Linked DNA regions of Mus musculus: region 1 is linked to region 2. The links are chromatin contacts, found by POLR2A ChIA-PET in ENCODE. All regions are on one chromosome and are shown on one strand. The core of a region is the stretch at or near the end of the contact, and the rest is flanking DNA. Distances in the headings are between cores, read along the strand shown.

Region 1 (4,658 bases), core at 1,371-3,870, 360 kb after region 2:
AAAACCCGTTTGGTTTCCAGCACCCACAACAGGCAGTTCACAACCGAACCCTGGGGGGACCCAGAACGGTGGCCTCCAAGGGCATCTGCACTCACATGCACACACCCATCCCCCAAACAAAAGAACCCACATCACCTCCACACACATATGTGCACTAACCATGTGGAGCACACGGTTAATAACGTTCAGCACCTAGAACACTTCCTCTGTCAGTGACCTGTTTAGGAAGAGGGAACTGAGGTGCACAGCTTGGCATTTGCCACCACACCCGGGGACAGACACCGCACACTGAGTAACATCACAACCTGAAGATATATTTATTACAAACCCCATCCCAGCACATGAGGTCAACCTGCAAACACTGAACATGGACGCACAGGGGTACTGCCTTCCAATTCACCTTCAGTACTCTTGCAGGTTAACAACAGTCTTGCTGAATCACAGTAAGATTTGAGCCCAAGACCCGGGAGTAGGAAGAACCCGTTTCCAAGGATCGAGTGCCAGACCACTGTGAATTACTGTCATTTCTTCTTTTGCACGTGGCCGCAGTCATACTTGCCCCTCACAACTTTGAGTTTGACCCCAGGCAGGTCCTGGGTGCGACCACCCTCCACGAGGACCACGTGATGCTCCTGCAGGGTGTGGCCCTCCCCGGGGATGAAGCAGACAGCCTCTTTGCCTGTGCTGAGGCGGACTCGGCAGCACTTGCGGTTGGCGGAGTTGGGCTTCTTCGGCTTTCGGATGAATGTGCGCAACACCACACCCTTCAGCTGGGGCCGGCCCTCTGTGGGGCCCAGACGCTTAGGGGGTTCCTTCCGGGGGCCTAAGCGGTGCATCTGGTTCAGGGTGGCCATGGAACGGGCGGCCCAGAGCTGGGGAGCGAGGGCTAGGCCTGGAGAGACACAAGAGGGCCTACTAGGTTTCCGTATTCTAGATAGGAATCCAAGTCTAAGACTATTCAGTGGGGACAGATGGCTCGTGGTTAGAAGCACTTGTTGCTCCTGCAAAGGACGACCATTTGATTCGCAGCACCCACAGTGGTGGCTCACACACCTCTAGTTCCAGAGGATCTGACACACCCATGGGTTGCACTTACATACACACATTCATACAGGGGCTGGAAAGATACCTCAGTGGTTAAGAGCACTGGTTGCGGGCTGGCGAGATGGCTCAGAGGGTAAGAGCACTGACTGCTCTTTAATCCCAGCACTCCGGAGGCAGAGGCAGGCGGATTTCTAAGTTCGAGGCCAGCCTGGTCTACAGAGTGAGTTCCAGGACAGCCAGGGCTACACAGAGAAACCCTGTCTCGAAATACCATGTGAATGGAATACCCAATGCCTGCCTCCCTCAGAACACTGTGTACAAACCTGATGTCTGGGCAATGTCTAGGAACATAAAAGTTGTCCTCCAATGGGTGGCCCGTCTTAGAATTAGAAAAATAGCACGTGAATGAATAACTAAACTTCTTCTTCTTCTTTTTTTTTTTTTTTTTTTGGTTTTTTGAGACAGGGTTTCTCTGTGTAGCCCTGGCTGTCCTGGAACTCACTTTGTAGACCAGCCTGGCCTCGAACTCAGAAATCTGCCTGCCTCCCGAGTGCTGGGATTAAAGGTGTGCGCCACCACTAAACTTCTTAGCTTGGCCTTCTCACCTGTAGGGGGTGATCAATAAACACTGAAGGAATAAACACTACTGAGAGACACCTAAGCAGGGAGACATGCCAAGAAAGGAGCATTTGTTGGTATGATTGTTACACGGACATCGAGAGTGCACTTACACAAACTAAGACAGAATATCACCAGGCAATGCAATCTCAGGGATTCACCGCTATCGATGCAGGGGAGCCATGACTAAGACTGACTTAAACTCTAAGAACACAGGACCTTCCCACCTCCTGCCCCCTGAGCCGGGAGCGTGGTAGAAAACGCCTGTAACTCCAGAACTTGGGAGATTGAAGCGGTAGTCAGGAGGTCAAGGCCATCCTGTCTACAAAGTGATTTGGAAGTTGACCTGGACTACAGTGAAACCCTGTCTCCAAAATAGAAAAGGCACCGTGCTTAAAGATGATACCATCCGAAATCTGGCAAAAACACGCAAATGCCAGGGAGCTGTCCTCGTCCCTGTGGCCCATGCTCACTTACCACGACTGAGGGACGTGGTGAGGCCATAAAGAAGGCCGGGCCAGGACATCTCGCCGCCTGCAGCGTCCCTGTATTAGGAGAGAAGACATTCAGAAAGGAGGTTGGGACCAGAAACCCACTCTCAGAGCCTTCTAGAATCTCCTCTAAAACAGAAAGTCCCCTCGCAAATTCAGTCTCCTTCTGAGTAGGCCCCCAAGGACCCAACCGCCCTTGCCCGGATACTGGAAGGGGAAACTGAGGAGAGAGGAGAGATCTGGATCACAGATAACTGCACCCACCTCACCAACCTAGCGGGGTCGCACACACGCCAACCCCTACCTCCAGCCCCTTCCGGGGTTCCTCCTTAGTGATTGGCTAGATCTTTCCTGCGTCACTGAAGGGACGGGACAAGGATGACGATTGGACAATAACAGATTCTAGCTGAGTTCCATTTTCCTCATTGGAAGGGATTCTGAAGCCTGGGCGGGAAATCTCCTTGCGCGTCTGATTGGCTCGTCCATGATGAGTGACTTCTTGTTTCCACTCCAAGATGGCTGCGTCCATGGCGCGGCTTTGGTGGCCTTTCCTGGCTCGCCAGGGGCTCCGGTCCCGAGGACGCTGCGTGTGCAGCCAGAACCCAAGGAGGAGTTTCGCTACGGAGAAACGAGTCCGGAACCTCCTGTACGAACACGCACGAGAGGGCTACAGCGAGCTTCCCTACTTGGACATGGAGTCGGTGTGCGCATGCCCAGAAAAAGCCGCGCGCTCCCTGGAGCTCCGCAAGGGGGAGCTGCGGCCGGCCGACCTGCCTGCGATTGTGAGTGCGCTTGCGCCCTGAGGGAGCAGGATGCTTTACAGAACTGGGTTTACCAGATGCATTCCAGTTGTGGGAAAAACTACTCAACAGGAATTTGGGTTCCTTCCCAAGTTAGGCAATGTCTTGTGCATGACACCCACTTAGGTGCCAATGATCTAGGGAGAACTGAGGCCCTATTGAACGTCGTGGATGCCTTCTGTGACCTACATGCCCTTTTGCATGCATTTCATAATTCGACAGTTGGTATCTACTGTACTCCCAGAACCTAAATACCATTGTCTTCTGTACTCAAACTTCGTGCCGGGCTCACCCTTAGGCCACAAAGAAAAATGAGGAGGGAGGTGTGAATCAGAGGGAATTTTGGAGACAGAGCTTTGCATCCTGCTATAAACATCCTGATGGAGTTGAATGGATAAATACCTGCTAAACAGATATTTAAGGTATATCTGTTCATGTATTTATGATCCAGAGGTTAAGACTATGCGCCATAATTCTACCTTATAGGGAACTAAAATTGGGGGTCTCCATGCCGGTAGTGAATTCCGAATGTAATAGATGAATCTTCCCAACTCTGTTGCCTTGATAAAACACCATGAACAAAGCAACTTACAGAAGGATTTATTTTGGGCTTGGTAGGGAATGGCAGAATAGCAGCAGGTCACAGAGCAGTAAGCTGACAGCACACATCTTTAACCACAATCATGAAGCACAGACCTCAAACTAGATGCAGGACGAGGCTTTAAGCTCTCAAAGCCCACCTCCAGGAACATATTTCCTCCAGCAAGGCCACGCCTCCTAAGCCTCCCCAAACATCACCAGCCACTGATCATTTGACCATGTTCAAATGTCAGGATATGGGGGACATTTCTCATTCAGGTCACTACAGACTCTCACACCACCAGTCATTGTCAATCACTTTAGCCATATTTCAAGTTTTTGTCATGTTTAGTTTTTCACCAGTAAGCACTGGTGGCTAAGCCAAATAGGGCACTTCCTGCCAAACCTGATAACCGGAGTTCAATTTCCTGGTGGTAGGAGAAAACCAATTCTTGAGAGAATTGTCTTCTGACCCCTCATTTAAGCGCAAACACAAGAAAGTCACGTACATGCTTAATAATAGAAGAAAGGAGCCGGGCGGTGGTGGTGCACGCCTTTAATCCCAGCACTCGGGAGGCAGAGGCAGACAGATTTCTGAGTTCGAGGCCAGCCTGGTCTACAGAGTGAGTTCCAGGAAGCCAGGGCTATACAGAGAAACCCTGTCTTGTAAAAAAATAAATAAATAAATAAAAAATAATAATAATAATAGAAGAAAGGTCTGTCTGGGTGTGGTGATGAAGTACTCTGGAGGAGGAAGAGGCAGGCAGATCTTTGGTCTCCTTAGCAAGTTCCAGGGTACCCAGGACTACATAAGGAGACCTTATATTTACAGAAGAGCCTTATATTTACAGGGGAGATGGCTTAGCAGGTAAAGGTCCTTACTGCCAAGCTGACGACCTGAGTTCAATCCCTGGGAGAGAACTGACTTCGTATACTGTCTTCTGACATCCATGCTGCAGCCACACAAAGTAAATAAACAAGAAAGAAAAAGTTTAGTCACCTTTAAAGAGGTGACTTAGCCAGGCGTGTGTTAGTGCACTCAGAGAATGACAGGTTGATTACAAGTTCAAGGCCACCCTGGGCTGTACATAAATACACTGTCTTACAAAACTAAAAATAAATAAAT
Region 2 (4,630 bases), core at 1,243-3,742:
TACCCACCATCACAAGGCTGTGAGCCGCGAAAAAGACAAATTTCATCTCAGTTCACACTCAAGATTTTATTTAAAAATTCCAACCCCCCCCAAAAAATAGACTTGTACGGTAGCAATATATTAATATATTATAGCATATACTTAATACAGTATCAGTTTTAACATTACAAAAAGAAAAACGGAGTAGACGACCCAATATATATAAATACTATAAAATCTTAATACAATAAATAAAGTCGTCATAAATAAAGGGCCCACTGGTTGGGGGAGAAGGGATTTGGCAATGGCTTTGGCTATTTGCTTTAGGAGGGAAATTTGAGCACCAGGATTCTCAGGAGAGGCTTCGACCACCGGACACTGAACTTCAGGGTCTAGTAAAAATTAGGATAGTATTGTGGGAGCCGGCTCTTCACAGCACTTAAGATTCCAGGAGACCAGAGTTGCAGAGGGGCTGGTGCATACCTGTAACCCCAGAACTTGGAAAAGGCTAAGGCAGGATTATATTGAGTTCAAAGCCAGCCTGGGGTACCATAATAAGCTCCTATCTCAAAAACAACAGAAGACTTGGGGCCTGGAAGACCAACTGTCAACTGTCTCCCTCAAACATCTTAGGTACCCTAGGAACGGATCCACCCAAACACTGAATTTGCAAACTAGGGACCTGCCCCAGCCCAGCACCAGGGAAATGGGTTATTGCATCTTGGAATGTCCAGAAGATGGGACTTATTAACTTAGAGGAGTGCCCCAGGTCCCCACAGCAATGAGCAGTCCCTGCCCTCTCTTTGAGATCTAGCTGATCCATACTGGGTAGGTAGGCACTTGTCACTCAGAGACAGAGATACGATTGAAGATGGGGAGACGCCTTGGGGGTGCAGGGGTCTGGGGAGGCCCAAACACCCCTGCCTCAAAGACAGGTGAGTCTGACCCCCCCAGGCTGCTGCCGCTGCTGGCGTAGTCATCAGGATCGGATCCCAGAGAGTGGGCAGATGGGCTCCGAGCCAGGCCACCCAAGGGCCCCCAGATGGTGCTGGGGGTAGTAGACCTTCGGCAGGAGGGGCAACAGGCCTGGTTAGGGTCTCTTCGAGTCACAGGGGTCCCAGGGGCAGCAGAGAAGGCAGAAGGGGAAAGTGGAAGATCCCCAGGGGGCGGTGGGGAGCTGGAAGGCGAAAAGGAACAAGAGGACAGGGAAGGGCCAGAAAAGCCTGGAGGTGGCGGCGAGCTTCTGCGGCCTGAGGGCAAGCCGGAGAAGCTGATGCTTTGTCGCAGCACATGGGGCTGGCCAGGGAGAGCTAGGTCCTCGGTGGGGTTGTGGATGAAGTGGCATCGAGAGCCATAGGGGCAGCGGCCCTGGAGGTAGAACTTGTGGCAGAGTTCCGTTTTGTACTTGGGGTGGCGATTGGCTTGGCGAAGTTCACCCAGGCCGTGAGCAAACTGGCACTTGGCCCCGTAGCGACAACGCCCGCTTTCTGAGTAGGTCCGACAGAGCTCGGTCTTGTATCGAGAGGAGGTGGTGGGAGTTGCAGTAGGCGAAGTAGGTGAGGGTGACAGCTCAGGGCCTGGGCGGGGAGCCAAAGGTGCAAAACCAGGGGGTGGGGGTACCCAGCCACAGCTTCGGCCCTCCACCAGGCTAGTGGAGCGGCCAGTCAGGCGAGAGGTGACCCCAGACGGGATGGAGTCCGAGTTTATGTTCCAAAGTCCTCCGAGGGATTCGGTTCCTCCGTGGTCGGATGACAGGTCATGGCTCATCGACTGGAGGCTCTGAGAGGAACAGGGTTCGGTTAGGCCACCAGAAAAGGTAAGGTGACGTCGCCCCGCCCCTGTTGTAAAGCACTTCACGAGCTTGCCAGTCCGGTTTGTGGGTTCTCGGCCTGAGCCCCACCCGGCTCACACAAACTCCAGGGAGAACCTGACTACAGAGATTTGAGTGTTTCCACATGACTGAAGGTAATCCAGAAGGATCTAGGAAGCCCAGTATCCCCGATCGAGAGAGGGTTCCCCCCCAAATCAAAGCACACTGCTGCTCGCCAACTTTGGGCCTCTAGGACTCCCCCCCCCCCCATATGACCGCCCACCGGGCGCTCGTTTCACAACTTGAAGGAGCCGGCCAAAGCTGACCCAGGAGGCCAGATCTCTCTAGAACTCTTACCCTGTCAACTCCCCCCCTACCTCAACCTTAGCACCTGCTTGGCCACCAAACCGCGCCATGGGCAGCGAAGGGCACTAGACAGGTGTGATGCCGCTTCCGCCCTACGCGAGTGACAGCAGTGTGCCAGCTTTTCGTCCCAAGGGGATCGCCGGTATCTGGACCGAGGCGCTAGGCTCGCTGGCTCCCTCTCTCATTTCCAGCCAGCCAGGGCTAGTCTGAGAAGGTACGGAGGCGTCCCGGGCCTAAGTTTGGTGCGTCGGGGATCCCGGGATGCTGTCTAACAGGTACTCACCTCGTAGATGGCAGAGAGATCCATGGTGGCGCGAATGGCCTTGGTGAAGAGACCGACTGTCGGTTCGCAGAAGTCAGGCTGTGGCCCGCAGCAGGAGCTTTCTCCTTTTATGGGGCGGCCTGGGGGCGTGGCCACTAGAGCTTCCGGGACGCGCCCCCGCGGCGTAGCTCGGCCGGCCTGGTACTAGGCCCCTTCCGCCTATCTGCTGGTTAGCATGCAAAATGTGCCTGAACTTGGCCCTCCCGCAGCTCCGGCCCCTCTCGGGGGGTAGTAGGGAGGGTTGTGTACGACCAACTGGAGGTGATGGTAGCGGGGCGTCCTAGTGTTTTTCAGAGGTGGAAGGCAGTCGGGAAGAGAACTGGGGCAGAAGTGGGGGCAGGGCTCTAGGGACAATTGACAAGGGCAGAGACTGAGGGCGTGTGCGTGTGAGACAGACGGGGGCGGGGAGAGACAAGTTGGAAGAGACAGAGATGGCCAGAAGCCGAGAGAAAAACAAAGAGACAGTGAGAGACATTCACAAGTAGGATCTGCTGGTTTAGGACTGTGATTCCGGCCCCTCAGGGAGGCTGAGGCAGGAGACTGGTAGTTCAAGGCCTGGCTCCACTATACAGTGGGTTCTAGGGCAGCTTGAGTAACTTGGTGAGACCCTTTTCTTAGGAAGTAAAAAGATGCCAGATCACTGATGGCCCAAACTTTTAATTTCAGCACTTGGAAGGCAGAAGCAGACGGATTTCTATGAGTTCGAGGCTAGCCTGGTCTACAGAGTGAGTTCCAGAACAGCCAGGACTACACACAGAAACCCTGTCTTTTTTGTTTGTTTGTTGTTTTTGTTTTTCGAGACAGGGTTTCTCTGTATAGCTCTGGCTGTCCTGGAACTCACTTTGTAGACCAGGCTGGCCTTGAACTCAGAAATCCGCCTGCCTCTGCCTCCGGAGTGCTGGGATCAAAGGCGTGTGTCACCATGCTCGGCTGAGAAACCCTGTCTTGAAAAACAAAACAAAAGACAAGACAGTGGCATATGGTTGTAATCTTGGCATTTGGAGGTGGAGGAAGGGGGATCAGGCGTTCAATGTCAGACTAAGCTATTGATTGAGTTCCAGGTCCTACTTTTAAAAAAAAAAAAAAAAAAAAAGAGAAACCACGAAGGTAAGGAGGAAGTAAAACGAAGTCTCAGCGACTTGGTATGTACTCCTTAGAGCCAACCCTATTATAGAAAGAAAAAAAGATGACATTTACAAAGTGGGGAGACAGTAAGACAGGGAGAGGGGACTGGGAAACAAATCTAGGCGAGGAAGTGGGTTACAGAAAGATAGAAAGGCGAAATAAAAACTTAAACCTGAAGGCACAGAACCTGTAAGACAGTTGGTCCAGGTAGGGACCGCTCTGAGCTGTAGCTCAGCAGTGCCCTTCCAACCCCCTAGTCTAGCATGGCTGGATAGCACATTTACCCAAGCTGCAGTTTAAATTAAGAGGTTTTGCTTCCGAAAACTCAAGGTTGGAACAGCTTACGTCTTTTATTAGGGAGGAAGCTCTGCTCTATTGAAAGAATGGGCCACCTTCAACGTTGAATGGGTTTCTAGTAATGCAAGCAGTCTTAACTCAACTCTCTGGAGATCTGTAAGGTTTTTGCTTTTCAGTCGGTCTCCTTAGCCGGCTTGGAACTTGCGATCCTCCAGTCTCCACCACCCAAGTAGTGTTAGGATTACAGGCATGGCCGCCACACCCAAGTCAAAAGTGTTATTTCAAGGATATCTCCAGTGAAAAAGAGTTCTTGTGTATGGGGGTTATCATTGCCAGGAGTGTAATTACCATGCTGGGAAGTTCTCACACGGTGCGTTGCGTATCGAGGTAGGGAGATTCTGCCAGGCTACTTACTGGCTTGCCTCATAGGAGAGGGGGTTGGGGGGAATCCCTGGTGCAGCGCTTTCTGGGGCCAAGGGGCCTTCCTGGGCTGGTCCCGTGAGCAGGGCGGGCCATAGGCTGCTGTGGCACGGTTGCGGCCTCCCGCTCGCCCGTGACTCACTCGCTTAGGGCGGGGGAGGGGGGGCTTCCTGGAAGCCGTGACGAGGACGCTCAGCCCGGACGCTTGGGTTCCTTCTCTTGTAACCAGGGTTCCAGTCTGTTGTAAACAGTCTCGAGGACAACGGGAAAAGAAGGGAAGGAGGGGCACAAAAACTTGCCTCCCGCCCAGT

The links. ChIA-PET counts read pairs that join two places held with the same protein, here RNA polymerase II (POLR2A).
Region 1: POLR2A ChIA-PET joins it to region 2 with 10 read pairs in embryonic stem cell. The contact joins the promoter of Sars2 here to the promoter of Zfp36 in region 2. POLR2A ChIA-PET finds 5 or more read pairs at or near these places in 3 of 5 experiments (Patski and embryonic stem cell).

Annotation. Positions count from the first base shown.
Region 1 is chr7:28,739,348-28,744,005 of GRCm38, forward strand. It overlaps Sars2 (seryl-aminoacyl-tRNA synthetase 2), which reads left to right and starts at 2,621. Exons shown (of 16, transcript NM_023637.3): 1 at 2,621-2,935. The coding sequence starts at 2,669. Mrps12 (mitochondrial ribosomal protein S12) reads right to left here and starts at 2,474. Exons shown (of 3, transcript NM_011885.5): 1 at 2,418-2,474; 2 at 2,140-2,207; 3 at 294-892. The coding sequence starts at 2,188. The coding sequence ends at 522.
Region 2 is chr7:28,376,736-28,381,365 of GRCm38, forward strand. It overlaps Zfp36 (zinc finger protein 36), which reads right to left and starts at 2,493. Exons shown (of 2, transcript NM_011756.4): 1 at 2,439-2,493; 2 at 49-1,758. The coding sequence starts at 2,462. The coding sequence ends at 823.